Regions from separate parts of the Homo sapiens genome. Here all the other regions are linked to region 1. Evidence: chromatin loops called from intact Hi-C (ENCODE). Cell type or tissue: IMR-90. All regions are shown on one strand.

Evidence for each region. Hi-C counts contacts between places; a loop is a spot of excess contacts. Peaks named below come from ENCODE experiments on the same cell type or tissue, not always from the same donor. Only the 100,000 strongest peaks of a DNase experiment are listed, where the experiment ranks them.
Region 2: a loop joins it to region 1, with 26 times the contacts of the local background. A loop is called at or near these places in 5 of 110 quality-filtered maps.
Region 3: it touches region 1 in a loop (16-fold over the local background); 3 of 110 quality-filtered maps call a loop at or near these places.

The regions. Positions count from the first base shown.
Region 1 is chr16:27,104,970-27,112,969 of GRCh38, reverse strand. No RefSeq gene overlaps it. Among named protein-coding and RNA genes, the nearest start is that of C16orf82, 42 kb to the right of the region's middle. RefSeq lists enhancers at 1,880-2,426, 2,427-2,975 and a silencer at 3,014-3,213. In IMR-90, CTCF peaks have their summits at 2,724 and 3,138 (motif pointing right); no DNase peak of the experiment used is centred here; H3K4me3 peaks cover 233 bases; H3K27ac peaks cover 149 bases.
Region 2 is chr16:26,959,660-26,967,659 of GRCh38, reverse strand. No RefSeq gene overlaps it. Among named protein-coding and RNA genes, the nearest start is that of C16orf82, 100 kb to the left of the region's middle. In IMR-90, a CTCF peak has its summit at 4,364 (motif pointing left); no DNase peak of the experiment used is centred here; H3K27me3 peaks cover 1,462 bases.
Region 3 is chr16:27,452,444-27,460,443 of GRCh38, reverse strand. IL21R-AS1 (IL21R antisense RNA 1) reads left to right here and starts at 7,051. Exons shown (of 3, transcript NR_037158.1): 1 at 7,051-7,347; 2 at 7,522-7,701. RefSeq lists enhancers at 3,343-3,392, 7,544-7,643. In IMR-90, a CTCF peak has its summit at 3,143 (motif pointing right); a DNase peak (open chromatin) is centred at 3,153.

The DNA.
Region 1 (8,000 bases):
GCGGAGGCAGGAGAATCACTTGAACCCGGGAGGCAGAGGTTGTAGTGAGCCAAGATTGCACCACTGCACTCCAGCCTGGGCGACAAGAGCAAAACTCCCTCTCAAAAAAAGAAAAAAAAAAAAAAAGATGCACACACAAAAAAGGAAGAAAAATAATGGATGGCTTAATCTCAGCCTCTCTTGAAGCTCAGGAAGCTCACAGCAAAGTGCATATGACTTTACCCTCTGGATTTGCTCCCTTTGCCTACCCTCACCACTTCACAGGGAAAGGGGGCTTAGATGAAGTCCTTAGGAGAACCTATGTGGCAGATGTCCTCCTTACAGCTGAAGGAGTCTGGCATCAGAGAAGTTAAGCCATCTGCCCAAGGTCACACAGCACATCTGTGCACGTGAGGATTTGGACCTGGGTCTGTCTGATTCAAGGAAGCCCTGTGTAGGACTCAGGTGAGATATCTTGCATTAGACATCAGCCTGGAACTGGAGCTTTACTGCCCCAGGAGCTCTGCTCTAGAGACGGGATGTAAGTGCACCATCACGTGCACATCATTTGGGACTAGCTGGAGGAAATACATGAGCATTTGTGGCATGCAAGAAAGTGAGCAGAGCAGGAGCCTAGCAGACTTTTCTTTCTTTTTTTTACTGTTAAAGAATTGGGGGACAAGGAAGGGGACTAACATTTATGACATTCATTCATTCATTCATTCATTCATCCATCCATCCTTTGGTTCAATGATCCAGGTTTCTTGCTGGGCAGGCAAGTTACTTGCATTGTCTCATTCAATCCCCCAAATGAACAATCCAGCCAAGGCAGGAACCCCGCTTCATCCCTGTTTTGCAGGCCTGAGGAAATGGAGGCTCTGTGAGGGGAAGTGACTTGCTCAAGGTAACAGACCCACCCCCTCTCTCTTCCCTAAAACATTTTCCCCTCAGCGTAGCATCCACCCGGCAGCAGACTGTAGAGGGCAGGGGGTGCTGAAACCAGGCTGTCTGTTTAAATCTTGGTTCCCCTTTAATAGAGCTGTGACCTTGATTTCCACATTTGTAGAATGGGTTAGAAATGGTATCTACATCAAAGGCCTGCTGTGGAGATTGATGGAGATAAGGGATACAAATGCCTGCAGAGCAAGGGCTCAGAGTACTTTGGCTATCACTGTGATCTCCCTTCCCGAAATCGGTGTCAAGTTCAAGCTCCTTGAGGGAGGCTTCTCAGCCATCTCTGGGCTCTGTTAACTCACAAGCACCAGATCAACTCTGCTGCCTTCCCTGAGATGCTGCAGGGCCAGGTCCTGCGGGTGGGGGCGCAGGGATGGCAGGACAAACTCTGCCTTCGAGCTGTCATACCTGGTGCAGGAGACAGATGCAGGGACATGGCACATACACCCCCATGTAGTTAAGTGCAATTGTAAAGATGAGTTCAAATAAGAGCCATGATAATGGTGACCCCCAACCCGTCACTTTTTTTTTTTTTTTTTTTGAGACGGAGTTTCGCTCTGTCGCCCAGGCTGAAGTACAGTGGCACGATCTCGGCTCACTGCATCCTCCGCCTCCCTGGTTCAAGGGATTCTCCTGCCTCAGCCTCCCAAGTAGCTGGGATTACAGGCGCCCACCACCAGGCCCGGCTAATTTTTGTATTTTTAGTAGAGATGCGGTTTCACCATGTTGGCCAGGCTGGTCTCGGACTCCTGACCTCAAGTGATTCGCCCACCTCAGCCTCCCAAAGTGCTGGGATTAGAGGCGTGAGCCACCACACCCGGCCCCCAACCCATCACTTTTTAGTGTATCACCTTGTTGTATTTATTTCTTAGTACTTATTAATATTCAGATCATCGTGTGCATTTGTTGGTTGACTTTTGTATCGCCTGTCTTCAGCACTAAGTACCATATTTACCACGATCTCCTCACTGTCTAACATAGCTCCTGGCATCCAGCAGACACTCCGTAAATATTAATTGAATGTACCAGTGAGTTGTTGGGTGAAATGAAGCCCCACAAGTCAGCACTGTCCCTCCTGACATGGAGGAGAGAGGCAGGAGATAGGTGGCAGGGACTGTGTGGGCTCTGCCTCTGAGCCTCCCCGACCCCCTCCCTCGCCCCCTCCCTGTCTTTCCTGACCCCCTCCCTGAGCTCCCTGCCCACAGCTGAGGTCACCAGGGATGCTGGCAGGGACTGCAGCCTCTGGCCACTTTGGAGGTTGGCTCCCCACACACCCCCGGGTCTGGCAGCTGTTTGAGGTCAGCTCCCGGAGCTCATGGGAGTTTCCTGATGTAAGGCTGGTCTGGAGGGTCTGGGCAGCAGACTGTAGGCAGGTGGCGTTGAGCAAACCTCTGGAGCTCCCAGCATCTTTTCTTGTAGGATGGGAAGATCCTAGCATCCACTTTGAGCTGTATGGTGGAGTCCCGAGCCTGAGGGCTCAGGATGGGCCTTGGTGCCTTCAAACCGGGGCACTGCCACTTCCTAGCTGTGCGCGCTTGATTTCTCTGGGCCCAGCTGCAAAGTGGGGATAAATAGTACGACCTCATGGCTCCGGCTGGATTAGAGGAGTCCGCCTAGGAGAAGTGGCGGCCAAGAGCAAGCCCCTAGGCAGGATCAGCCGCGCCCTTTCGAGGGTCCAGGCCTGGTCCCAGAGATCCCAAGGGCCAGGGCCACGCCTGGGGTCCCCCTGCTCCCTGGGACCCTCTCGGAGCAGCTCCTTCTCCACTTCCCAGGCTCTATCCGTGGCCGCTGGGCTGCAGCAAAGAGCTTCTCTGAGTGCTTCGAACGTGCCTCTTAAAAAAAAAAAAAAAAAAAAAAAAAAAGGAAAGCCCTTTCTTGGAGAGTTGCCCACGGCAGACACAATTTAAATTAACTTAAACTATTTCCTTCCCCTCCCCCACCTCGTTATCCTTTTTCAGAGAGTAGGGAAGAGAAAACGTTTTCGGGAGAAAGCTACGGGAGGAGCTCCTCTCTCTCTCTTCCGTCCAGCGGATGCCGGGGCTGCAGAGGCCAAAGTTTGCAGCGGGCGCGGCGGGGCGGGAGCGGGGAGCGGCGGGTGGGGCGGCTGCTAAGGGAACGCGCGGGCGGCTCCCGGAGCCCGGGGAAGGAGGGGCGGCCGCCCCCGGTCCCGCCGCCGCCTCTGCAGTGCCGCGCATCGCCGCTGGGGGGCAGCAGGGCCCCGCGGAGGCCAAGTCCCGTCGGAGACCGCACAGCTCCTGGTCTCGTACCCCAGACCCGCCTTCCCTGACCTCCGCCCTGGCTGCTCACGGGACCCCGGGGACCAGAGGTCGCCGAGGCAGCAGCCCGCTCTCCTTGCTCCTCCCCTCTTTCATCTATCCCTAATTCATTAATTCATCCGTCCTTTCCGCCTTCGTTTCTCCAACCCCCACATATCACTTTTTCTCCCTTCTCCTCCTTTCCCTATCTTCTTTTCTTCCCTTCCTCCTCTTCATTCATTCATTCCTCCCTCGTATCCTTTCACCCACCCACCCACCACTCATCCATTCTTCCGTCCATCCACCCATCATCTATCTATCCCTCCAACTTCCCCTCCTTCCTTTCCTTCCTCCCTGCCTTCTTCCCTTTTCCCTCTTTCCCTTCCTTACTCTCTCTCCTTTCCTCCCTCCCTCCCTCCTTTCTTCCCTTCTTTCCCTTTCATTCTCCCTCTCTTTTCCTCCTTCCCTTCCTCCCTCTCTCTTTCCCTCCCTCCCCCTCCCTTCCTCCCTCCCTCCTGCCCTTTTTTCCTCCCTCCCTTCCTCCCTTCCTTCCCTCTTCTTTTCTTCCCCCACTCTTTCCTCCCTTCCTTTCCTCCATCCCTCTTTCCTCCCTTTCTCTTCCTTTCTTCTGGATTCTGGAGTCAGATTTAACTTCAGTCTCTGGGTACGTGGTTACCTGGCCTGCATGGCTGTTTCTGCACCTGGGAGGGGAGGACGCCTGGCCAGCCTCACAGAGCCGCGGGCAGGATCGAACCGGACAGTCGCAGAAGAGCCTTGCACAGGCTCCGCACCAGTGAGAGCCCAGGGCTGTGCCAGGAGGGGCACGTCCAGGCCCTTACTTCTCTAATCTGGCTGCGCCTTAGAATCACCCGGGAGCCTTTAAGACATACCGGTAACCAGAACTTCTGGTGGGTCCCAGACACTATTTTATTTTATTATTTTATATTTTATTTTATTTATTTTATTTTTGAGACAGAGTCTCCCTGTGTCGCCAGGATGGAGGGCAGTGGCTCCATCTTGGCTCACAGCAACCTCTACCTCCCGGGTTCAAGCAATTAATTCTCCTGCCTCAGCCTCCTGAGTAGCTGCCTGCCACCACCCCAGCTAATTTTCGCAGTTTTGTAGAGATGGGGGTTTCACCGTGTTGGCCAGGCTGGTCCCGAACTCCTGACCTCTAGTGATCCGCCTGCCTTGGCCTCCCAAAGTGCTGGGATTACAGGCCTGAGCCACTGCGCCTGGCGTTTGCTTTTTATTTTAATGGGCAGCCAGGGTGGAGAAATGATGCTCACGTTGTTTTTGATAGAGGCCAACTAGTGCCAGGTGAATGGGGGTATGGGGGTGAACAGAGGCAGTGGGACTTGACCGCACCCTCTGCCCACTGGCACATCTCCCCTCCTCCCGCTCCTCTAGGAGTCTTGGGGACTCCAGGATCCCTGCGGTGCTCCTGCCGCAATGCACCAAGCACACTCACACCCCAGGCCTTCCTCTGCACATGCCGTCCCCCACCTGCCTGCCTGATGTGTTATACAGATGCCTGGAGGCCACCCCTCTGTAGCACTCTGGGCCAATGCCCCTTCCCTGGCCACAGTTCCCAGGCAATCAGTGTGCCCCTTGTGCACCCCCACATAATCCCTTGCAGTTGCCTGTTTTGCCCCCATCTTCTCCTGTGTGTGGGGGTGCCCCAGGGACAGGGCTTAGATCTGATTCTTCTCTGAGTGTCCCAAGCCTGGCCCAGAGGAGGCACTGATAGAGGCGGATGCACTGATGTTTTGCTGCTAGGACTTGCTTTTGATAAAACCAGTGATATGGTCACCAGCAAATACCCCTTTTCCCTCCTGCCTGGGCCCCCCAGGACCAGCTCCAGTGGCTCTTCAGGGTGAGTCTACTTTCTGGGTGTGGTACTCCTCTCCTGGGTGTACCCAGAGCTTGTAAACTGGTCAGACTTCCCCCACTGATAACATTTTGTTTGGCATGCGGATAATTATTATTTTTTCCCAAGAAGTAGACCAGGTGCAGTGGCTCGAGCCTGTAATCCCCACACTTTGGGAGGTCAAGGTGGTTGGATCACTTGCGATCAGGAGTTCAAGACTGTAAGAAACATTCTTACCCATCCAAACCCAAAGAATGGACTCAGGGACATGGAGAACAGCAGAAGTGAGACTTTAATGGTGGTCTTGCAAGATTGGTGTCTGGCATGCAGGCACACCCAGAACGGTTTTAACAAGCTATTTACTCCCTAGCGCTCAAGTCCCTCCCCCAGTTCCTCATTGGCTGAGTACTATGGGGTTACAATCTTCCCGGACGTCACCTATTGGTGGTTGTATTAAGGTTTCAAGTATGTTCTTTAGGGTCTTTCTGCTGCCTTTTATTGCAGCCCATAATGCATTGCGACTATCTCAGGACTCTTTAAACATTTGACTTATGGCCCTAGTGGCTGCACTTGGCTGATAAGAAAGGGTACAATTATTTATGTTGCAAGCTAGCCTAAACTAAATTCTTTACTGGGGAGGGGGAGTTAAGGGGGGGCTCCAACCCATAGGCGCCTGGCTGCCGAGTGAAAGTAGAAAGCAGGAAGGAGAGAGGGGTGGTGGCTCAGTACATTCTGCTGCTTTATCTCCTTATTTCCATGTAACCTGCTTAAACCTATACTAAGACACTTAGAATTAAAAATGGGCCGCCGTGGCCGGGCTCTGTGGCTCACACCTGTAATCCCAGCACTTTGGGAGACAGAGGCAGTGGATCACCTGAGGTCAGGGGTTCGAGACCAGCCTGGCTAACATGGTGAAACCCCGTCTCTACTAAAAATACAAAAATTAGCCAGGTGTGGTGGTGGCTGCCTGTAATCTCAGCTACTTGGGAGGCTGAGGCAGGAGAATCACTTGAACCCAGGAGGCGGAGGTTGTAGTGAGCCAAGATCATGCCACTGCACTCCAGCCTGGGCAACACAGTGAGACTCCGTCTCAAAAAAAAAAAAAAAAAGAAGTAGTTGTCGATATTTAAAAACTGGCAGATTTCACATAAAATTGGGGATTTTTACCTTCTTTTCAAAACCCCAAAACTCTGGTAATATAAAACTGGCACCAGTTGGCTAAGCGAGGCATGGCTTCCCTTTAGACTGTGTGAGCTTCCTCCAGTTCATCACACACCCTCCTGGCCTCAGGCACGTTGGAGGTGAGGAGCTCTGCTGAGACTGTTTTAAAGAGGAGGAAGCTGAGGCCCAGCGAAGGCTGTAAACTTGGCAAAGGTCACACAGCAAATGTTTGGAGGAGCTGGGATCAGAACTCACGCTGGTCAGATACAGAGATGCAAGAGGCGGGTGGTCCGTTCTCACAAGGGTCTCTTCTGGAGAGAGAATGGAATGACTGAATGGGGAGTGGTCTGGAAGCCATGAGAAGCAGATGGGGCAGCTGGGCTGTGTCACCTGAGAGCAGAGATGCCTCAGGGAAGAAGTGGGGTCCTGGATAGTCATTTCCAGGTGGGAAGGAATGAAGGTGTTCTACGTGATTTTAGGAATACAGCCAGTATTCACTGGGCACTTATCATATGCCAGGCACAGTGCAAAGTGTGTTGAATGAACTCATGCGCTCTCCTTCATGACAGCCAATAAAATAGGCATTAAACATTTTATTTATTTATTTATTTAGATGTGGTCTTTGCTGTGTCTCCTAGGCCAGAATGCAGGGGCGCAATCATAGCTCGCTGCAGCCTCGAACTCATGGACTCAAGTCATCCTCTTGCCTCAGCTTCCCAAGTAGCTGGGATTACAGGTTTGCACCACCACAGCTGGCTCCTTTATAAAATTTTGTTTGTAGAGACAGAGTCTTGCTATGTTGTCCAACCTGGTCTCAAGCTCCTGGCCTTAAGTGATCCTCCTGCTTCAGCCTCCCAAAGCTCTGGGATTACAGGTTTGAGCCACTGTGCCCAGCAGACATAGACACATTTATAACCCTCCTTTTTACAAGAAACGAAGGCTCAGGGAAGGTTGAAATTTACCATGCTAGATTTAACTATTGGCATTAATATTTTGGTCTTTCCTCCTTCCTGAGTATCCAGGAAAGTACATTTTCCAGCCCCTTGCAGTTAAGCAGGGCCATGTGGTTAGCCCAGCCAATGAAATGTGGGTGGAAGTGATGGGTGCCACTTCCGGGTTGAAGCAGGAAGAGACTTTCTGTAATTATCCAGTGTCTTTCTCTCTCTTGCCCTGGTGGTGGTAGATGAGGCTGTGTTGTGGTCCTGGAACCATAAGTTCCAAGTGGTTCCTCGCATTGCTACGTGGCCACATCTGCAGCAGATTTGCATGACGCCAAAGGGACTTTTCTCTTGTGAAGTCATTGAGATTGAGGGATTGCAGCAAATCTCAGCCTACCTCAATTAACACATCCTACAGCTGGGAACTGGTGCGGCTGGGATTTGAACTCAGATCTCTCTGACCACAGACTGAAAACAGAATCAGGGAAGATGGTTGTAGATTCAGGGACACACATTTTCCCCACCTTCTGCATTTTAACATTTTGAAATCAGGTTTCGTCTGATAATCAATGGCACCTCACAACAGTTGTTGGCCTGTTGGTCGTGTGAGCTTTGTCTTTGCCTCGTATCTTTTGGCAAGATTTTCTTTAAACATAAAGGGCCAACATCGAAACTTGAAGAACGAATGAATGTCTGCTTGAAATAAAACCTCGGGGACAATGGTAGAACATTCTTTTAAGAAATGTTGCATCACTTACATTCTTGATGTCCTGGAAGATGCTATTGCATGAAAAACACAAACATCAATGCCTCTGTGTTGAAAAGAGATTCACAAGAGCTGAA
Region 2 (8,000 bases), 150 kb after region 1:
TTTCCTCAATGAGTCCAACACAGCTGAATTTTCACCTAACTTTCGTACAGATGATGGTTTCTTTGTTGAGTTCTGTCTGAAGAAAGTGACCTGCAATTATAATAGGAGCTGTTCTATGATATTTACCTTGAATCTACATAAGTCAAAGGCACAGGAGTGCTCCGCCACTGTGGTTGCCATCTCCCTTCCGGAACTACCCTTCTGTCTTTGTCCTTTTGTTTTCATTTCTTTATTTTTATTTTGTAGAGATTGGGTCTCGCTGTGTTGCACAGGCTGGTCTTGAACTCCTGGGCTCAAATGATCCTCCTACTTTGGCTTCCCAAAATGCTGGGATTACAGGTGCTGGAAAGGCCACCATGCCAGGTCCTTCTCTCTCTCTCTTTTTTTTTTTTTGGACAGAGTCTCACTCCATCACCCAGGCTGGAGTGCAGTGGTGCAATCTCGGCTCACTGCAACCTCTACCTCCCAGGTTCAAGCAATTCTCCTGCCTCAGCCTCCCAGGTAGCTGGGATTACAGGCACACGCCACCACAACTGACTAATTTTTGTGTTTTTAGTAGAGGCAGGGTCTCATCATGTTGTCCAGGCTGTTCTCTAACTCCTGACCTCAAATGATCCACCCTCCTTGGCCTCCCAAAGTGCTGGGATTACAGATGTGAGCCACTGAACCCGGCCAAATGGGACGGCGGGCTGTTTTCAATAACATTGGCTAATGTGTATTGAATACTTGTGATGCATCTGGCACGCTTCCAAGTGCTTTACATGTATCGATTTATTTAATCCTCACAACAACCCTATGAGTGACTACTATTATTAATCCCATTTTTTCAGATGGGGAAACTGAAAATCAGAGAGGTTAAGTAGTTTTTCCAATGTCACATTGCTTGTAAGAAGTACAGCCATGATTTCAGCCTGAACCTTTGGTTCTAGATCTGAGCTCTTTTTTTTGTTTGTTTTTGAGACACAGTCTCTCTCTCTCTTGCCCAGGCTGGTGTGTAGTGGCGCGATCTTGGCTCACTGCAACCTCTGCCTCCCGGGTTCATGTGATTCTGCTGTCTCAGCCTCCCAAGTAGCCAGGATTACAGGCATACATCACCAGTCCTGCTAATTTTTGTATTTTTAGTAGAGACAGGGTTTCACCATGTTGGTCAGGCTGGTCTAGAGCTCCTGATCTCAAGTGATCCGCCCACCTCGGCCTCTCAAAGTGCTGGGATTATAGACGTAAGCCACTGTGCCTAGCTTAAACATGAACTTTTTATGCAGTCTAGAGAGCCACTGAATTAGTGGTGACCTCCGCCTGGAGCCCAAGCCTTGTTTCTCCCAGGCCAGGGTTTTGTTTTTTTTTTTTTTTTTGAGACGGAATCTCTCTCTGTCACCCAGGCTGGAGTGCAGTGGCGCGATCTTGGCTCACTGCAAGCTCCGCCAACCGGGTTCACGCCATTCTCCCCTCAGCCTCCTGAGTAGTTGGGACTATAGGCGCCCGCCACCACACCCAGCTGATTTTTGTTTTTGTATTTTTAGTAGAGACGGGGTTTCACCATGTTAGCCAGGATGGTCTCGATCTCCTGACCTCATGATCCGCCCGCGTCGGCCTCCCAAAGTGCTGGGATTACAGGCGGGAGCCACCGCGCCCCAGGCCAGGGTTCTTTACACGCCTCCATGTCTTCTCTCTTGACCTGGCTTTCCTGTTCTCTTGTCTGGGGCTGCCACGTTGCTAACTGCCACATTCATCACCTGTCATGGTTTCTGGTGTGTTGGTTCAGCATGGACTCTAAGGCTCAAACCTCATTTCTCCAATCCATTCAAAGCTTTACTGATCTTTCCTGACATTTGCCTCTCTCAGGTTCTCAGCCCCATGCACCTGGATAAATGGCCTCTGCATCTCTAGCCACAGCTGTTTAACCAACTCAGGGCTCTAGGTTGATGGAGAGGGCACAGAGTGAGGGAGTGGACCACCGTGGCACACAGAGAAGGGGCACTGACCTCCTGGAGACCCCAGAATCCTTTCCCAGGGATATTATAAACGGCACTGGTCTCAGCACTGTACATACATACATATATATGTATATACATTTGTGAATGTGTGTGTGTGTGTATATATATATATATACATATGTATATATGTGTGTGTATGTATTTTTTTTTAAGAGAGAAGGTCTCAGTCTGTCACCCAGGCTGGAGTGCAGTGGTGCAATCATAGCTCACTGCAGCCTTGAATTCCTGTTCTCAAGTGATTCTCTCACCTCAGACTCCCAAGTAGCTGGGACTACAGGTGCATGCCATCATGCCTGGCTGATAGATTTTGTTTTATTTTTGTAGAAATGGGGTCTCCCTATATTGCCCAGGCTGGTCTCAAACTCCTGGCTTCAAGTGGTCCTCCCACCTTGACTTTCCAAAGTGCTGAGATTACAAGCATGAGCCACCATGCTTGGCCAGCACTTCATGTTTTTAAGGCAGTTTGCTCTGAGGTCCTAGAAGACACATGAAGTCTACCTGTTATTCAAGGCTTCCAGCAGAGGGGACCAATGTTGGACCCGCACACCTGTTGGAATCAAGACAAGAAAGCATCTTCCTGGGACCAGCAAGACTGAGATAGTTGTCTAGGCTGCCCCAAGGCTGACCTTTCCTGGCTGGCATCTCAGCGTTTTTTCCTGTGCTCTCTGACTATATCCTTGGCTTCCCCAAGCAGGGGATGTGGCAAAAGCAGATGCATTTTGTGGCATCAGATGAGTGAGTGGTGTCTCGCTGACAAACAGAAAAAAAAGTCTGTTCTCATTTAGGATTTCTGAAGTCAGATCTTTGATAAGGCTTCCTGATTGTTGGGACTCAGAGAATAGGTTGGGTTTCTGAGAGATATGGCTTGAAGTAACAGTAGGCAGTGTGTCTAACATAAAATATTTACTCAGTAATGATAGCAGAAACCAACCATTTCTGCAGAATCTTTTGTGCCAGGTACAGTTTTAAACATGTAATTCACATTGAACATTAACTCACCTAACACGTATGGCAGGTCCATGGGGTAGGTACCATTATTTCCCCCCATATTTACAGATGAGTAAATGGAAGAATGGAGTGTGTCAGTAACTTGTTGATATGGGTTGGCTCTGCATCCCCACCCAAATCTCATCTCGAATTGTAATCCCCATGTGTTGAGGGAGGGACTTTGTGGGGGATGATTGGATCATGGGGGTGGTTCCCCCATGCTGTTCTCATGATAGTGAGTGAGTTCTCATGAGATCAGATGGTTTTGTAAGTGGCAGTTTCCTCTCTCTCTCTCCTGATGCCTTTGTGAAGAAGGTGCCTGCTTCCCCTTCTGCCACAATTGTAAGTTTCCTGAGGCCTCCCCAGCCATGCCAAACTGTGAGTCAGTTAAACCTCCTGTTTATAAATTACCCAGTCTCAGGTAGTACTTTATAGCCATGTGAAAATGGACAAATACACTTTCCTCAGCTGGGATGCGCACTCAAGCATCTGGCTCCTGAATTTGCAGTCCTACCCAAAATGCTCCTCTGCCTGCCATCCTCTGTCCTTATGGTTGCTATAGCTGCTAACCTGTCACTCATGTCTACCAAATTGTATGGATTTCTTTGTTTTGTTAGAACCCCTAACTGAGACCCTTTAGATGTGCCAAGGTAGCAAAGCTGTTTTAGAAATGGTTTTGGGGGCTAGCGTTCTATCTGGTGGGCGCTGGAGCCACATTCAGCCAGGCTGAAGCTCAAGCTTACAGAGGAGAGAAGACAGATTATGCATTCCATATGCTGGCCATTTGCTTCTTTATTCATTTATTTACTACTTTTCCAGTAGTAAAATTTTTTTCCAGTATTTGTTGAATACTTCCTATGTGCTTGGGCTTAGCTCACATGTGATTGACTTAGCCACTAAAACATATTTGATCCCTCAGGGAGAGAACACAGTGGAGAGGTAGGCACTCCTCGGAAGGGGAAATAGAGCCCCTAACAGCTCCATCTGGGACCATGGTCTCCTGATCTGAGACACACAGCCATTAATTTGTCCAAAGCTGAGACTGCTGTACATGGTCATTGGCATAATCTCTCTGATCAAAGCCCTAACATCTAAATCTTGGTGTTTCTCAAGCCTCCAAGAGCCTTGACTTGTACTCCAGGGTTGGAAAGTTTGAGGACAAATAGCACATTTCCTTACTGTGGGGCAAGGACACCCCAGGCTCCTGCTACACATCCATTTGGGAGACCACTGTGCAGCTCCACCATGTGTGATCACACATGCTGGTAGAGCTGGCTGCCCAAACACAGCCAAACAAGCACAACGCAACCTTACCAGGAACTGCTCATCATGTGATGATGCAGGAGACCTGGGGCTAGGCTGCTTGGGTTGGTCCCAGCTCTGCCCCCTACTGGCTTAACTTTGAACAGGGTACTTCATCCCCATCAAACTGTGACATGAGCGAGAAACAAATGTGTGGTTTGTCACCCTGATATTCTGGGGTTGTTGCAGAAGTAAGCGGGTATTCCTAGGATTCGTATGGTAAAGGTGGTGTGTAGCAGGTTTGAGAAATGCTGTGTGGGGGTGTGTTAAGGGTGGGGCAAGTGCTTGTGACTCTGGAGTCTTGAGAAGGATCTTGGGGGTGTTTTCTAACTGGGGTTCTTGCTGTGGCCCGATTCTGACTGACAGTGCAAACTTTCTTGCTTATCCCTCATGGATAGAGTGTTTTTTTCCTTTCTATCCTCCCTAGCAACAATGGGTCCTTACCTGAGTCTAGGTGGCATCAGGGTTTGCTGTCCCTCCACTCCTCCTAAAGCTTTTGAAAGGGACATCTGCTGTGCTGGACCTCTGTTGACTCCAGTAGGGCTGGCACTGTGTTTGAGAGGCCAAAGAAGAAACCCAGAGCCAGCAGATGAGATACGGGGTTTACTGGAAACTTACACACAGGGGAGTCCAGCGACAACGGGCTGGACAGGGAAAACTGCTACTGTTTGTAAAATGCATGCAGTTTATACAGCAATCTCCACTTAGCACCCTTCCCCTAGCACCCTCCACCTGGCAACTTCCATTTAATTTAAAACAAAGGGCCTCGATCCCCCGTATGGTCTGTGTTCCAAGGAATGGGCCAGGAGTTCAGATGTCCTTCATGGACAAGGAATGAACATCCAGGTTGGCCACTCCAGGATTCCTTAGCCTGGGACTCCAAACACACATTCTTCTTAGACCATAGGGTCATTCCCAGGATATGCTTAAGTTATGGCTGTCAGGTGCATCTGCCATATAGGATCCAAGTGGGATTGTGGGGAGTGTGGAGGATGGGCTTGAAGCCTGGCTCCCAGAGGCACTAGGGTGTTCTCCCTATGGCCCACATCTCTGAAGGTGAGGGCAGCTCTCTCTGGTTCTCTGCCTCATCCTTCTTGTGAGCTCCGTGGAGGTTGGCGGGAAAGAGTCTGTTAGTCACTCCCCTTGAGTCTGGGGCCCCTAGGGAATCTCAAGGGTCACCATGTCCACATTTGTCCTTAAGCTGCTCTTTAAATTGTAGTTGAGTCTTACCCACTGACTTAGTGGCTGCCCCTTCCTCTTAAGCTGGGCTTCCTATTCTGACTTTCTGCCTGGACTTCCTATTCTGACTTCCTGTCTGGCCTTCCTATTCTGACTCCCTGTCTAGACTTCCTATTCTGACTCCCTGTCTAGACTTCCTATTCTGACTTTTCTGCCCGGACTTCCTATTCTGACTCCCTGCTTGGACTTCCTATTCTGACTTTCTGCCTGGACTTCCTATTCTGACTTCCTGTCTGGACTTCCTATTCTGACTCCCTGTCTAGACTTCCTATTCTGACTTTTCTGCCTGGACTTCCTATTCTGACTCCCTGCTTGGACTTCCTATTCTGACTTTCTGCCTAGACTTCCTATTCTGACTTTCTGTCTAGACTTCCTATTCTGACTTCCTGTTTGGACTTCCTATTCTGACTTTCTGTCTGGACTTCCTATTCTGACTTCTTGCCTGGAATTCCTATTCTGACTTCCTCTCTGGACTTCCTATTCTGACTTCCTGTCTAAACTTCCTATTCTGACTTCCTGTCTAGACTTCCTATTCTGACTTCCTGCTTGGACTTCCTATTTTGACTCCCTGTCTGGACTTCCTATTTTGACTCCCTGTCTGGACTTCCTATTCTGACTCTGTGCTTGGACTTCCTATTCTGGCTTCCTGCCTGGACTTCCTACTCTGACTTCCTGCTTGAACTTCTCATCCCAACTTCCTGTCCTGACTCTCCTTGAAGCAGCCTCTCTTTCCTCAGTTTTCAAGATACTTGGATGCCAGGAAACCTCAGCTCTCAGATTCAAGAAAATTCTGATTTTGTAGATTATCTGGGGTTTTCTCTCTCTCTTTTTTTTTAGAGATAAAAATTTCCCTTCCTGTTTTAGCTTGAGTACACTAAAGTAGAACCCTGAAAAGTAGATTTTATTGTGGAATTTTCTAATTTTTAAAAGTTGACACTAATGAAAAGGGCCGTCTGCATAAAGCATGTCCATTGGTCAAATCTGACTTATGAGCGGCCAGCAATCTCTCTGCTTATGACTGTTGAGTTTGTATCTCTCTGGGCAGACCGGGAGTTTATTTTATTTCCCCAGGTGTCTACCATGCCTGGCACAGAGCGGGGAGAGAGTAAGTGCTTTAATTAAATTATCACCCCTGGGCAAATCCTGGTTCAGCAAAACCACCCAAGAGAACTCTTTTATCTGAGGAAAAGGGGGAAGGAGGTTAGAGAAATGGTAGGAAGGAGTTGCCCGTTGTTTTATGATAGGAGAAGTACAATTGGGGTGATCAAGAACCTGGGTGAATGACCAAGAAGAGAAACGAACTCACCAAAGCTAACAAGGGTTGGAAAAAGCACAGTGGAACTGGGTTTAGAGATGCAAAAAGTAGCACTGATGAGTGTTTGGGACCACTGTGAGGCCCTGAAATGTGGAGGGAGACCCAGAGAGTGGTTTGGAGTCTAATTAACAACAGGGGTACTCTGCAAAAGAGGCGCTGAGATGGAGATGGGATTGATGAAGACTACACAGTTGGGAGCCACATGGCGAGAAGGACAGAGAGAGACAGAATCTGGAGAGCAAAGAGCTGAAGACAGACAAGCTCAAAGTTTGATATGTTTTAGTGTCCCACAGTCTCCATGGACACTGTTGATTGGTGGCCAAGCTGAGCTAAGCACAATTTGCTGAGAAGGAGAGATGTGGATCTGACATGCAGGGACCTAGAGAGGCCCCCGGCCTGCACTCCCTTCCCCCAAGCCCCAGCCCAGAGTGAGAGCTCTGTCCTGCCCAGGTCTGTGCCCTCTTGTCCTGCAGCTCTTCATCCCCAGCCGCTAAGAACCAATAAGGACAGTTGTATTCTGTGGAAAGTGTCAGGAGGAATTTACAGCCCTTCTGCAGAGAAGTAAAATATGGCCCTCTACTTGGGCTTCTCATCCTGCTGGGCTCCTCCTTCTTATTTCCCAGAGATGAGATTTTGAGTGATGAGGGGGGTAGAGGATGGGTTGGGGGCAGGGATGGAGAGAAACGGTGACCTCCAAAGAGATGCAGAGATGGAGGTGGAATTAATGAAGACTACATAGTTGGGAGTCACATGGAGAGAAAGAAAGAGAGGGACAGAATCCAGAGAGCAAAGAGCTGGAGAAAGACACCTAGCTGGAGAAGACAATCCAGAGCCAGAGACAAAGATGAAGAGGAGACAGGGACAGAGCCAGTGGCAGAGAGACAGAAGAATGATCGGGGTGGGGGAAGAGAAAGAGGGAGGGGGAAGAGAAAGAGGGAGAGAGGAAAAGAGAGAGAGAGAGAGAGAGAGAGACCGAGATAGATAAATAGAGAGAGGAGGAAGAGAGGGAGGAGCGGGGGAGACGACAGAGAGGGGAGAGAGGGAGGAAGAGAGGGAGAGGGAAGAGATAGAGAGGGAGAAGGAGAGGAGGGAGATAGGGTGATGGGGGAAAGATAGAGAAAGAGAGAGGAAGGGGGAAGAGAGACAGAAGGGTGAGAGGAGGG
Region 3 (8,000 bases), 350 kb before region 1:
CTCCAGGATGGAGAGGGGCACAGGCAGCTCCCTCACCACCTTCTCAGCTGGTCCCAGGCCTGTCCCCCACAGAGCAGCTCCCAGCCCAGTGCCAGGCCCACGATCAGCTCAGCTCAGCACAGCTGGTGTTGGCAGGGCCTGCGGGATGGGTCTGGCCCCTTGAAGTTCTCTTGAGCTCACATTGTTACATTTTTTTAAGTTAGTTGCCAACATTTTTAAAATGTAGAGTTCACATTTTTTTAAAAAAAATTCAGATTTCTGTCTTCTCTTAAAATGGAAAGTTCCAGTAACAATGGGCTTAGCTTCCTGCCTGTGGCAGTCAGAAGTGCTAAGCAGAGGCCACTCCCTCTAGGTGGGATGTGCCCCGACCTGGCCAGCTGTGTCTCACACCCACCTGCAGCTTCTCTCACCTAGAAAAGTGTCCCCTCTGGGGAACATGTACCCCTGACCTGACCCACCTTCCAACCTATGTCTCCATCCTCCCTCTACGAGGGACCAGGGCCCTGGTCACTCTGGGCCACACTTCTGGATGAGGAGGGACAAAGGCAGGGACTTGGGAGTCAGAGTCCTGAGAGTGAGTCCCCGCACTGCCTAGCCTGGTCAGGTCTTAGTGTCTATTTTTTTTCCCTTTAAAGTTTCATTCAAGTGTAGAAACAATAGTGTTCTATGGGATTTTTTGAGGCAATCAAGTAGAATAGTGGATGTGGTCTGCTTCATAAATAAAATACTGTACAAATACTAATTATTTGGGAAAGTGTGGCATGGTGGAAGAAAGGTTTGGGAATCCAGTAAGTGTTTCCTAAAAAACTGACCCTGCATTCACATTTCAGAGCCTTCGTTTTGTCGTCTGAAAACTGGGGGAAGAGTATCTCCCTCAAGGGAGGGCCAGATGAGCTGAAGAGCACCGGATGCAAGTGCATAGTCGGGTTCAGCAAGTTTCCTTCTTTGCCTGTGCCTCCCAGATGATGGAGAGTGTGGGCATGTGTTGGGAGATGGGACATAGGGATGGTGGGGACAGCTCTCAGATGGTGAAATGGGGCTTCTGTGAACACCAGTCCACATCCCCATTCTGCCCAAGGATAATCTGTTGCTTCTTCCCCTCCCTCCTACCCATCATGAAGCCCCTCATCTGCCCACCCATCTGTCCATCCATCCATCTGCACATCCATCCACCCAACTATCCACCTACCCATCCATCCATCCATCCATCCATCCATCCATTCGCCCATCCATCCACCCACCATCCATTCATCTGTGCATTCATCTACACATCCATCCACTCATCTGTCCATCCATCCATCCATCCACCCACCTACCCATCCACCCATTCATTTGTCCATCTGTCCATTCATCCACCTACCCATCCATTCATTCATCTGTCCATCCATCCATCTACCCATCCATCCATCCATCCTTCCAAGACAGCTCTCTGCCCCTCCAAGCTCTGCACAGAAATCTCCAGAAGCCACAGCATTGACCAGTAGTTGTGAGCTGAGATGCCTTCAGGGGCCAGGCAGGTAACAAATGAGAGGAAAGGGGCCTTGGGTTAAATACTAGGGAGTGATAGCAACTGTGGAAAACTAAAATGTGTATGCCCAGGCTGTGAAGGAATGCAAATTTGAAAGAAACATTAAGCACTAACTACCAAACAAAACCTACGAAGGGGCAAAAATGGGTCTCTGGCCCTTTTGCAGCTGCCAGAACAGTGCTAGGTGGTGGCTCCTGGTCTCCTGCAGAGAGGCCAGGGAATGCACAGCCCAGATGGGCACCTGCACGAGGCCCGGACACCTTGGCTTTGTGTCCCCAGCTTCCATATACCCCCCAGTCTTGCCCTCCTCACTCTTAATTCTTTTTTCTTTTTCTTAGATAAGCAAATACATGAATGCATTGTCTGTTAAATACAACATTTCAAATCTGGCTAAAGCCTGTGGGCCCCTCTCCTTCAGGGCCCCTCCCACTTTCCCTCTTCCCATTTCCATCCATATCTGTCTGTGCACGCCCTGGGAAGCCCGGGCCTGTAACATAAAACACGCCCTCAGCACGGCTCACTCACCGACCCCCTGGCACATCTGCATCAGCATGCCTATTATGGGAGTGTTTTGAGGAAGTAGCCAAAGCTTTAGTGGAAAACCACCCAGGAAAGCTTCACCAGAGAGTCCTTCTCCACTACAGCAATGCCCCTGCTCACTCCTCATCAAACAAGGGCAATTTTGCAAGCGTTTCCATGACAAATTATTAGGCACTCACCTTATAGTCCTGATATGGCTCCTTCTGACTTCTTTTTGTTTCCTAAAAAAGAAAAAAAAAACTTTAAAGGGCACTTTTCTTCAGTTAATAATGTAAAAAGATGGCATTGCCATGGTAAAATTCCCAGGACCCTCAGTTTTTCAGGGAGGGGCTGAATGGCTGGTCTCATCGCCCACCAAAGTGTCTTGACCTTGATGGAACTTATGTTGAGAAAGACAGTTTGTTTCTTATTTTTAATCTTTGAATTCATTTTCCATGAACTTTTTTTTTTTCTTTTTCTTTTTCTTTTCTTTTTTTTTTTTTTGAGACAGGGTTTCGCTCTTGTTGCCCAGGCTGGAGTGCAATTGCGTGATCTGGACTCACTGCAACCTCCGTCTCCCGAGTTCCAGCGATTCTCCTGCCTCAGATTCCGAGTAGCTGGGATTACAGGCATGCGCAACGACGCCCGGCTAATTTTGTATTTTTAGTAGAGACGGGGTTTCTCCATGTTGGTGGTGTGAGCCACCGCGCCCGGCCTCCACAAACGTTTTGAAGTCGCGAATGTGTGTATCTGTGCACATACATGCTGTGTATGTATGTATTTGTGTGTGGGCATGTGTGTGTGTGAGTGTGCATGTATGTGCCTGCGTGGAGTCTCCCTCCTTACCTCCAATGCCCAACGCAGGTCCATCCACCCAAAGGGTAGAAGTCAGCCTTTGTTGAATTAAGCAAACCCCTGCCAGTTCACCCTGTCCTCATCGCCCGTATTCTCTACCGCAGAGGGCTGCTGTGGTGATTGTCCAGGGTCCCCTTTATAAGCGCCAGGCAGATGCACTTCTGTGGCCCTTTCCCCCTGGACAGCAGAGCGAGCGGGCACTGCCTTCAGCCGACACCTGCATATTGCAGTGCTTACCAGCAGGTGGCAGCAGCCACCCAAGCGTCTCTGTTTCCCATTACTTCGCCTTGGTTTCCAAATGTCAGGTGCTCTTGGTCCATACAGGCTCCAGGGTGAGGCCAGTAAGAACTGACTGGGGCAGGGCATGACTTATCCATAAAATGGATGATATCCTAGCAACAAGATTTCCTGAGCATCTGCCAGATGCCAGACACTGTTCTGGGCACATTACACACATTAACTTCTGGCCCCACAATAGCCCTAAGACGTCTGCCTGATCAGTATACTCATTTCATAGATGAGGAAGCTGAGGTGCAGGAGGTAAAATCATGTCCACAGGGCTGGAGGCTGGAAAGCGGATCTGCTGGTATTCCCAGTCTGCCAGCCTCAGGGACCTCCCCATCACACCGCCTTCCAGGGATGGGATTTGTTTTGGGGTGGGGGGGGAGCCAGCATTGTGCTGGGAGACTCCCTAAAGAGTAGGATGAAAGGGTTTCTTATCTGGGGTCATCAATTTTTTTTTTTTCTTTGAGACAGAGTCTCACTCTGTCGCCCAGGCTGGAGTGTAGTGGTGCGATCTCGGCTCACTGCAACCTCCGGCTCCTGGATTCAAGTGATTCTCCTGCCTCAGCCTCCAGAGTAGCTGGGATTACAGGCGCCCACCACCACACCTAGCTAATTTTTGTATTTTTAGTAGAGACGGGGTTTTGCCACGTTGGCCAGGCAGGTCTCGAACTCCTGCCCTCAGGTGATCCACCCACCTCGGCCTCCCAAAGTGCTGGGATTACAGGCATGAGCCACCACGCCTGGCCTGGGGCCATCGATTTTTGAAAGAACCTTCACATTTGTCACCCTTAGACACAGGGGGAAGACCTATGATTGCCCCATGGTCTGAGCAATGAAGGAAGGGCTCTTGCTCTCATTACAGACTCCCCAGGAGGCGGCCTGTTTTCATCTCCACACCTCATTCTGTGCCCTTTCTAGGTCTGGGGCAGATGGTTGCCTCCTCTCTCCATACTGCTTTGCCAGTCACTGCTCTACCATTGATTGATTCATTCATTCATTCACTTATTCAATATTTTTTAGCACCTGCTCTATACCAGGCACTATTCTAGGCTCTGAGACCCAGCGGAGAATTAGATCCCTGCTGTAGTGGCGATAGACAGTAAATATGATGGATAAATAACACAAATGTATGAGAAGGTATAATAAGTGTGATGGAAAAAACAAAACCAGGCAGTGGGGTGTTGCACTTTGAATAAAGGACCCAACCCAGAGTGGAGAAGGTGACGTCCGAGCAGACTTGACTCCATCCTCTCATCTTACACGAATGCGTGGGTGTTTCCTGATGGCAGACAAGTCCTCTCCTTGTTCTTTCCTGTCGAGAGTTTAAAGGAAGCGCCTGCTTTCTTTCCTGTCGAGAGTTTAAAGGAAGCGCCTGCTTCCTTTACTGTCAGTGGAATGGGCTCCTGGGAGGGGCAGTGCACGTGCTCACTGCTCCATCTTCCACCGGAAGTCCCCTTCTTGGGTTCCACCGGTGCCCTGGGACTGGGTGGGCTGTGCAGGGTTGTGCCATACCATGGGGCCAGCAGCCGGGCTCAGGCAAACAACATCCCCAGATAGGAGGGAGGAAGGGGCTTTCACCTCCAGCGGGGGGACCAAAAGGAGCTCAGGAATGGGGCAGAGCATGATGGACTCCAGGCAAATCACTGCCTTTTTCTGGGCCTTCACTTCCCTCTGTCTCCTTCCCTTGTTAGAGCATCTGGGACCCCCAGACAGCATCCCAGGCTGAGATCTCGCAGGAACTGTTGATGGTTGGAGAGCTGGGGTTATGTGTTCGTTGAATCCCAGCAGAAAGCAGTGCAAGCTTCAAGGCATCTGGAGGGAAGCATTTATGAACTCTCTGGGAAGGAGATTGGGAAGGGCTGGGGCCACAGCCCTCTTCTCCTCTGACCTGGAGCCTAGCTCAAGGTGATGATAGAAAGACAACGCACCTCTGGCCGGGCGTGGTGGCTCACGCCTGCAATCCCAGCACTTTGGGAGGCTGAGGCGGGCAGATCACTTCAGGTCAGGAGTACGAGACCAGCCTTGCCAACATGGTGAAACCCCGTCTCTACTAAAAATACAAAAATTAGCCAAGTGTGGTGGCACGTGCCTATAATCCCAGCTACTCAGGAGGCTGAAGCAGGAGAATTGCTTGAACCTGGGAGGCGGAGGTTTCAATGAGCAGAGATCACGCTATTGTACTCCAGCCTGGGTGACAGTGTCAGACTCTGTCTAAAAACCAAACAACAAAAACAAAAAACAAACAAAAACACTAAGACAACTGACATCTAATAAGGGCTTGCTCCACCCTCTGTTTTCATTCCTGGAGCAAGCCAAGAGGCTGATTCCTAACCTCCACTTTATAAAAGAGAAAACTGAGGCGCAGCGACAGCAAATGACTTGCCCTTGGAGCCTGGTCTTCTGGGCCCTTTGAATGGGGTGATATGGTTTGGCTCTTTGTCCCCTCCAAATCCCATGTTGAACTGTGATTCTCAACGTTGGAGGTGAGACCTGCGGGGAGGTGATTCATGGGGGCAGACCCTCCTGAACAGCTTAGCACTATCCCCTTGGTGATGAGTGGGTTCTCGCTCAGTCACTTCATGGGAGATCTGGTGGGTTTGTTTGTTTGTTTTTGTTTTGTTTTGTTTTGTTTGAGACAGAGTATGGCTCTGTTGCCCAGGCTGGAGTACAGTGGTGTGATCTCGGCTCTCTGCAACCTCTGCCTCCTGGGTTCAAGCAGTTGTCCTGTCTCAGCCTCCCAAGCAGCTGGGACTACAGGCACAAGCCACCAAGCCCAGCTGATTTTTGTATTTTTTTTTTTTAGCAGAGATGGGGTTTCACCATATTGCTCAGGCTGGTCTCGATCTCCTGACCTCAGGTGATCCACCCACCTCGGCCTCCCAAAGTGCTGGGATTACAGGCGTCAGCCACCGTGCCCAGCCAATCTGGTTGTTTAAAAGAGTCTGGGACCTCCCACTTTGCTCTCTTCCTCCTACTCTTGCCAGGTGACACGCAGGCTCCCCCTTAGCCTTCTGCTGTGATTGGAAGCTTCCTGAGGCCTCACCCAGAATAAATGCTGGTGCCATGCTTCCTGCACAACCTGCAGAACTGAGAGCCAATTAAGCCTCTTTGTAAATTACCTAGACCCTGGTATTTCTCTTTTTTATTTTTTGAGACAGGATCTTTCTGTCGCTCAGCGTGGAGTGCAGTGGCGCCATCTCAGCTCACTGCAACCTCTGCCTCCCGGATTCAAGTGATCCTCGTGTCTCAGCCTCCTGAGTAGCTGGGATTACAGGCATGTGCCACCATGCCAGACTCATTTTTGTATTTATAGTAGAGACAGGGTTTTGCCATGTTGGCCAGGCTGGTCTTGAACTCCTAGCCTCAAGGGATCCGCCTGCCTCGGCCTCCCAAAGTGCTGGGATTATAGGCGTGATCCCAGCCTAGCCTGGTATTTCTTTATAGTGACACAAGGACTAATACAAGGTCCTTCCTTAGGATAGAAGGAGAGTCCTTACTGTGGGGATAATATCAGAATAATGCTAGAACACTTTCTGCTGCAAGGGACAGAAACCCACCTCAAACCAGCTTAAGCAAAAAAGGAAATTTATCAGCTCATTGATTCAGCTAGGGTAGGCAGGGTTATGCTGTGGTAACAAACAGCCCCATCTCAGCAGCTTAGAACAACAAAGGATTGATTCCTTGCTCACGATACACGTCTATCACAAGTGAACTGAAACTTCAGTCCGTATCTCCTTGCTCAAGGACCCAGGTGCCCAGGCAGATGGAGCAGTCACCATCATCATCTGTCTCTGTGACAGAGGAAAAACACCCCAGGGGGTGTGGTAGCCATCTGAAAAATGCTCTGCCCAGAAGTGAGACTTATCACTTCTGCTCACAACTGCCCAGTCCCAGCCAGTCACATGGCCCCATCTGGCTACAGAGGGTCAGGATGTACAATCCTGCCATGTGCCCAGCATATGGTGAACAGCATAATGACTTCCATACTCATGTATCTAAACGGTCCAGGAGAAACGTGGTTTCAGGCATGGCTGGATCCGGGATCTCAAGAGCTATTACCATCTCTCAGCTCTGCTTTCTTGTGTGTTTCTTGCTGCCCCTCCCAGTACCCTCCTTACAGCTTAGTAATCCCAGCAGAAAGAGAGCATGGACCAGCTAGGGTATGTCTGTCCCTAAACTGTACTGTTGCCAGGGGGAAGAAATGTCCTACTGGGCAGGCCTGGTTCACATAGCCACTCCCAGAGCTGGGGTCAGCCACGTCTCCAAACTGCTGCACAGGCAGATGCAGCAGGCACCCACGGCGTCTGCTAAACCTTCCTCACCTCTTGATCTAGGTACGTTCCAGCAGAGCAAGGTGAAAAAGAGCTGAAAGTGGCATCAGAAGCCCAGAGTTCTGGTTCCAGCTCCGACCACTCATTCAGTGTGTGACCTCAGGCAGGTCACCAGCCTGAGCTGTGCCTTCATTTCATCTGTCAGACGGATGACTCTGCCCCTCAGAGCTTGCAGACGGCAAGGTGAGGAATGCGGCAGCTGGGAAAGTGACGTTGCTATCGGTCCCCCTTCCTCTTCAGTGAGTCTTGTCAGCAATTCTGGCCTGGTCTTTGGAGGGCGAGGAGCGCCTGTCCCACTTGCTCCTGACCCTTGGTCGTACCTCCAGGCCTTTGTCCAAGCTCTTCCCTCTGCCCCAAATAGCTGGTACATGTAACAACGCCTATTCATTTTTCCTTTTTTTTTTTTTTTATGAGACGTAGTCTCGCTCTGTCACCCAGGCTGGAGTGCAGTGGTGTGATCTCTGCTCGCTGCAACCTCCATC